Regions from separate parts of the Homo sapiens genome. Here region 1 is linked to region 2. The links are chromatin contacts, found by Hi-C or POLR2A ChIA-PET in ENCODE. All regions are on one chromosome and are shown on one strand. The core of a region is the stretch at or near the end of the contact, and the rest is flanking DNA. Distances in the headings are between cores, read along the strand shown. Region 1 holds the start of PML (PML nuclear body scaffold). Region 2 holds the start of FEM1B (fem-1 homolog B).

Region 1 (3,365 bases), core at 256-2,755, 5.7 Mb after region 2:
GAGCATGCCCCTTGATCCAGGTACCTGGAATTAACTTGCCTCTCCAGGGCTTGAGAAAACCTGAATGCAACTCGTGAATTTCCTTTGAGAAGTGTTAACTTCCAACAGGACTTTGGGGTAGTCTGGGAGCAGGCTATCTTCCAAAGCAAGCAAAGAAATGAATAAAGCTTCCCCAGCTCTGCCTCCTCAGCCAATCGCCTCTGGCCTCCGAAGCCCCATCCTGCCATAGCCCACTTCCAGGTCCCTTGTGCAGATGGCTGCCCACCATATTTGGCTTTCATGGACTGATTCTCTAAAGGCCTGGGAGTACTGACCAGGCTGGAGGGAAGGGCAGGCTCCTGAGGCCTTACAGTCCCTAGGAAGTTGCGTATCTGCCCAACCCCTGCTCTCCACCCTGCAGACTGTAAGGTTTACAAGAGCCAGGCCCTATCATCATCCTTTCTAGTCTGTTTCTAAGTTGGAACAGAGTACGGAATGGGTACACAGGAGCCAGCACAGTGGTTGCGATGGTTTAAGTTTGAAGCCGGGGCGCTGACCCAGTGAGGTCACCTGGAACTGTGCCCCTTTCCCCTTACCAGCTGGGAGTCTGACATGCTTTTCCATTGGCGAAGACCTAGCTGGCTCTCCCCTCACCCTCTTCATACCCGCTCTCCAGCTCTCCCCCTCCCTCCTGCCCCCACCACCTCAGATCCACCAGCCTTTCCAGCTGTCACTCAAGGCATCATCCTGCTCCCTCACCTCCAGTCACTGGCTTCCCAGGATCTCTGAATCAAGTCCCTCCTCTGCATCCCACAGCCACTGTCCTAGACCAGGGCACCTGCTCCTAGGTTGTCAGAGTGACTGTCCCATCATGCACAGCTGATCGTGTTGTTCCCTGGTTCCAAATCCTTCAGCAACTTCCCATCACTCACAGAACTGGTTCAATCTCCTCAGCTAGGATCTTGTCCTAGCACACTCCTTGGGTATCATTTCTCATGAATTCCCTCTTAAATCTGAAAATGGCCAAAATTAGTTCCCAAACAGGCTTTTGCAAGAGCTATCTTTTCTGTTTCAAGTGTCCCCCGTACCCCACCACCTACAACCCTAAATCCCTGGTGAATTTCCACTGCTTTTGCAGGTCCCAGCTGTGGGCTCTCCTTTCCAGAATGTCTCCGTTTGCAGGCTTGCTCTTCCATTACATCTACGGCTCTTAGAAAGCAGGGGCTGCGTGTGGCTCATCTTTGTACGCCCAGCTCCCGGCAGGACGTGGCACGAAGCAGTGCCAGTGTGAACGGATGAATGGATCAAAGCCGGGAGCAGGGCTGCCCCCCTGCAGCTCTGCCCTACCTCTCCCGCTTTACCGTAAGTCAGCGGTAGGTCTGCAGCTCTCCGCCTCTACCTCCTCCCCGCTCTGGGCGTGTCTTTAAAACCCACAGTCGGCCTCTCTGCCCCCTAGAACCGCCCCCAGCTTCTGTCTCACTTCCTCTCCAGAGGCGGGCCCTGAGCCGGCACCTCCCCTTTCGGACAGCTCAAGGGACTCAGCCAACTGGCTCACGCCTCCCCTTCAGCTTCTCTTCACGCACTCCAAGATCTAAACCGAGAATCGAAACTAAGCTGGGGTCCATGGAGCCTGCACCCGCCCGATCTCCGAGGCCCCAGCAGGACCCCGCCCGGCCCCAGGAGCCCACCATGCCTCCCCCCGAGACCCCCTCTGAAGGCCGCCAGCCCAGCCCCAGCCCCAGCCCTACAGAGGTACTATTGGGTTAGGGGATGATGGGGTTAAGCTTTGTTGGTTTGCTGTGGTGGGGAGAGGCGGGAAGAGAGGGTCTAACGGAGGATTTGGTCAAGTACCCTAGAGAGTGACACAAAGCGGGAAGTCCAGACACCAGGGTCCTGACCGTCTCGGGTGGGGCAGGGAAGGGAGGGTAGGATAGAGTAGAAAAGAGGACACGGAGGAGTTGGGGCGGCCTCGCTGGGCTGCGGTTTCTCCACTGAGCAGTTGGGCAAGGTGAGAAGGGTCAGTGGCCTCCGGGCCTGGGCCCTTCCGCCCACCCTCGAGCCCTGCCTCAACTTTGCCTCAGATGCAGGACTTCAGATTAGGGAGGATGGAGGTAGTACCCCTGTTGCGCTGGCCTGGAGCCAGGGGCATGTCCCAGGCACGGCAAAACTAAAACCAACTTCCCAGATCCGAGGTGAGAAACTGGCTCAGACTGAAGAGGTATCTTTGCCAAGGCCTCCCAGCTCATGTGGTTTCTGCTTAAGGAAGCCTCCCCAACGAACCCTTCTCTTGCCACACCTTTCCTGCCCACCTCCCACCTCCCCCGACAAAGGAACTACTTGGGTTTCTTGCTCTGCTGCCTTTCAGGCCCTTTTACTCCCCTTCATGAAAGTACAGAGGACACCGTATTACAGTAACTTTTATAAACATTATTACAACTAAGAATAACATTACTTAACAATACTAGGTAACATTTATGAGCACTTCAAATGTGCCAGGTACTGTATTAAGCACTTTGGTTTTTTTTTGTTGTTGTTTGTTTGTTTTGCTTTGTTTTTTGTTTGTTTGTTTATCTGTTTGTTTTTGAGACGGAGTCTCACACTGTCGCCCAGGCTGGAGTGCAATGGTGCGATCTCGGCTCACTGCAACCTCCTCCTTCCGGGTTCACGCCATTCTCCTGCCTCAGCCTCCCGAGTAGCTGGGATTACAGGCCACGCCACCATACCTGGCTATTTTTTATATTTTTAGTAGAGATGGGGTTTCACTATGTTGGCCAGATTGGTCTCTAACTCCTGACCTCGTGATCCACCCACCTCGGCCTCCCAAAGTGCTGGGATTACAGGCATGAGCCACCATGCCCGGCCTGTTTTTGTATTTTACAAAATGTGGTAAAATATACCTAATGGATAAGTTCCTATGTTAACCATTTATAAGTGTACCATTCAGTGGCATTAAGTAGATTCACAATATTGTGTAACCATCACCACCATCTATTTCCAGAACTTTTTCATTACTCCAGAAACTCTGTACTCTTTAAACCATAGGGGAGGGAAAGATGGCTTGCCTCCACCCTTCTAGTTTCCTTGGCTGGGCTATGAATTAAATAGCCTATGAATTAAATAGTCATAAAATAGATTACCAGCGGAAAACCCATATTTAATTACATATGTATACTCAGGAGTCCCACAATATATGAGACTCAAAGAAAGGTCAGATGATTGAAGCCTGTATAACATCCTGAGCTACGGAAAAGAGCTTGGAGCTTCTGGGTGATGGTGATAACACAAGTTATGGGAGGGTGAGGAGAGGAGCTGTTTGGTGAATAGAGGTTGTCTTGCTATGTAGATTAAAAGTTCTTAGATAATAAAAGTTGTCTGGAGCAGCCCTC
Region 2 (3,204 bases), core at 250-2,749:
AAGGAGAAAAATAACTCGTGTTTCTGTAGGGATCTGCAATAAGTGGGTAAAGCTGAGCTGTAGAATGGAGAGAATTTGAGAAGTGACCCACACCTCCACCAATAGCTGCAATGGAAGTGAGGCCTTTACCTCCTAGAATTGGAATGGTGGGGTTCAAATAAAATAATGTATGTGAACTTGTTGAGCCGAGCCCAGTCCCTTGGAGCCACATAAATGCATTTGTTCTTTCTCTATGGTAAATTTTGTCCTTTGGGGAAGGGAGGAAGAGGGAGGAAGTCACTTTCATATTGAGTTTTTTGAGACTGTCCCAGAAGCTTCATCACCTACCATTCACTCCTACCATCCTAATCCAAGGCCTGTCCCCCTATCTACTCTTGCCTTCCAGAGTTTATTCTCCATACAGCAGCCAGAGTGATCTTTTTAAAAAACACAAATAGCATCTTGTCACTTCCCTCTTTAAAACCCTTCAAATGCCCCCATCACAGAGTAGACTTAAACCCTTTGCTATGGGTTATTAGGCCCTAACGTGTGTTGCATCCTCTGACTTCATCTATCATTCTTACTGTGGCCCACTCTGCTGCAGCCACACTGACCTTTCTGTTTCCGAGCTCACCAGACTGTTCCCTCCTCAGGACTTTTATATTAGCTGTCCCCTTTGCCTAGAATACCGTCTGTTCTTGTCACTTGTCATAGAGGTCTTGTCTGATCACCCAAACTAAATGAGTGCCCCCATCATTCTATTTCATTTGCTTCAGAGCAAATGGTAATGATACCAGTTCAACTGATCTTGTCTATCATTTGTTGACTTATTTGTTCCATTACTGAATCCCTAGTGCTAAGCAGAGCCTGGCACGTAGTCGACCTCTAATATTCATTGGATAAACGATCGTTTCAAATCCTAACAACAATCTTGTGATGTCTGTGAGAAAACGGAGGTTCTGCCGGCTCAGGATGAGATTCCTGCTCTGTCTGAACGCGGGACTCGCTTTCCTTCCCAGGATACCTCGCTCCTTCCACCGCGAGCGCAGCTCCCCTTCGCTCCCATCTTTCTCTCACACTTAACCCCTTTCTCCGGGAAAGTCAGGCCGTACTTCCAGTCCCTTCTCAGAGCCTGGTGTTGTGGCTCTCAAGCCCTCCCACATTTCGGGAACTCAGAAACGCCGCCCTTTTCCTGAAATGGACCCTCCGAGTACGCGCAACCCCTTCCCTAACCCCGGCTCAGGGGCAGAAGCAGGACCCGCACCGTCTATAGTAAAATAGGGTGGTCTCCTTAGCCCATCAGCTTAGCGCCCTCACTCCGCCCCCACTCCCTGGCTGGAGACCCTCAGGGCCGTTTAGGGGCCAGGAGGAGGTTCCAGGAGTCAAGGACATTGAGGACATCCAGGCCCAAACGGGATGGGCCAACTACGCGCAGCAGAACCTTTCTCTACCGGGCCCGCGTGTGCCCGCCGGTCGGCTTAGGCGGAGACACCCCACTTAGCGTCCCTCCCGCTCCCGCCCTCTCCTCCCGGCCCTGTCTGCGAAAGCTCGTCTTCCTCCCCGCCCAAGTTCCGGCGCCGCTCTTGCGGGAGCGTTCCGCATCGCCCCGGGGGCCCCTACGCGAGGATCTCCGGGGCCGTTGGCAGCGCCTGGCACTTCTGAGCTCGGCGGACGAGAGCCTGCAGGTTTCCTCCAGTCAGGGACGGCGAAGGGCGGAAAGCGCAGGAGGAGGCAGTGTTAGGCCTTAGGCCGGGTGGGCCGGGTCAGGAGAGACGCGCCCATCTTTCGCCATCCGGGGTGCGCGAGGTCCTCTCGGGACCCGGCCGGCGACCCGTAGCTCGGGCACGCGCCTGTCGCATCCCGCAGGAAGGAGGGGTCCGGCCTGAGGCCCGGGGCGGCGTCCGCCATGGAGATCCCCTCGGTCCAGGGCCGGCGCCTGGGACCTGGCGGGCGGCCCTGACCGCCTTCCTCCCTGCGCGGGCTGGGTCGCGGACGTGCCCTTCGCGGCACTCGGCCTCCTCTGCGTCTCCGCCTTCCCTGGGCCGCACTGCTGCCTGGGCGCGGCGGCGGCGACGGCGCCCTGTTGAATGGGCTGTGAGGGCCCAGGTTTAAAGCGCTGGCGAACGCGGCCTCCGGGGGCGCACGGCAGCTGCAGCGGTGGCGACCAAACGGGTGTTGGAGTTGGCGGCGGCCATGGAGGGCCTGGCTGGCTATGTATACAAGGCGGCCAGCGAGGGCAAGGTGCTGACTCTGGCCGCCTTGCTTCTCAACCGGTCTGAAAGCGACATCCGCTATCTGCTTGGCTATGTCAGCCAGCAGGGAGGGCAGCGCTCCACGCCCCTCATCATCGCAGCCCGCAATGGACACGCAAAGGTGGTACGCTTGCTCTTAGAACATTACCGGGTGCAGACTCAGCAGACTGGCACCGTCCGCTTCGACGGGTAGGTACATCCCAAGCCAGCCTCTCTCCGACGCGCGCGGACTCGTTAATTCACGGGCCCTCCCCTCCCTCACCCTCTCTTACCCTCTCTTCATGTAGGTACTCACTTCTCCCCTTTTTGTACCACCTCCTGCCCCACTAATGCCCACTTCATCTTCCAGGGCTAATAATCCATCCCATGTTTTGCTGCCCGTCCTCATCAGCCCCTACCCCTCATTCCCTCTGTGGGAAGATAACCACACCCTCGGCCTTGAAATCTAATAGTCGTCTTCTCTACTAGATAGTCTGTGAACAAGCCATTTGGAGGAGGTGGCTGCCTTTCCAGGTTTTACTTTTAGTGGAACTGGTGATGTAACTGATCAGAAATTAAGGAGGTCAGCGGTTAACATTGAAGAACTCCGAAAGAGTTATTTGGGCATCCATTTTTACTCCCTTCAAGTGAGTGGTTCCGTAAAACCTTCAGTGGGCTGCTGGGCTTTAATGTCAAAATAAGCACCTAGAACCAGCAGCAGCTGCAGCATCATGAGGGATTGTCACGCAGCCAGACATCTCAAGACATGATTCTGATTCCTCCACGTTGCTCGGTGTAGATATATTGGCTACTAAGATGGCATTGGACCTGATGTGGGAGATGATGCCATTCTTAAATTACATCTTATCCCGTGATGTTGTGGGGAAGCTTGATCATTTACTGTTAGTTGAGGTGGGAAGTTTAAAAATGCACATTGTTATGCCTAAGATTTGCCCTTTGAGTTTAATTGTACGAATTTTTGGGTATTTGACCA

Evidence for each region. A loop is a pair of places that touch in the nucleus more often than their neighbours do. ChIA-PET counts read pairs that join two places held with the same protein, here RNA polymerase II (POLR2A). Pooled maps may share reads with other maps.
Region 1: a loop to region 2 is called in a map of CD4-positive, alpha-beta T cell, with 8 times the contacts of the local background. The contact joins the promoter of PML here to the promoter of FEM1B in region 2. A Hi-C loop is called at or near these places in 2 of 168 maps with a recorded cell type or tissue (CD4-positive, alpha-beta T cell and CD4-positive, alpha-beta memory T cell) and 6 of 50 pooled maps. POLR2A ChIA-PET finds 5 or more read pairs at or near these places in 3 of 52 experiments (MCF 10A, activated CD4-positive, alpha-beta T cell and activated T-cell).

Annotation. Positions count from the first base shown.
Region 1 is chr15:73,993,211-73,996,575 of GRCh38, forward strand. PML (PML nuclear body scaffold) reads left to right here and starts at 1,506. Exons shown (of 9, transcript NM_033238.3): 1 at 1,506-1,731. The coding sequence starts at 1,603. It also overlaps a transcript of STOML1 not described here. RefSeq lists an enhancer at 1,919-2,088.
Region 2 is chr15:68,276,246-68,279,449 of GRCh38, forward strand. FEM1B (fem-1 homolog B) reads left to right here and starts at 1,500. Exons shown (of 2, transcript NM_015322.5): 1 at 1,500-2,420. The coding sequence starts at 2,173. RefSeq lists enhancers at 1,496-2,397, 2,140-2,339 and a silencer at 1,780-2,109.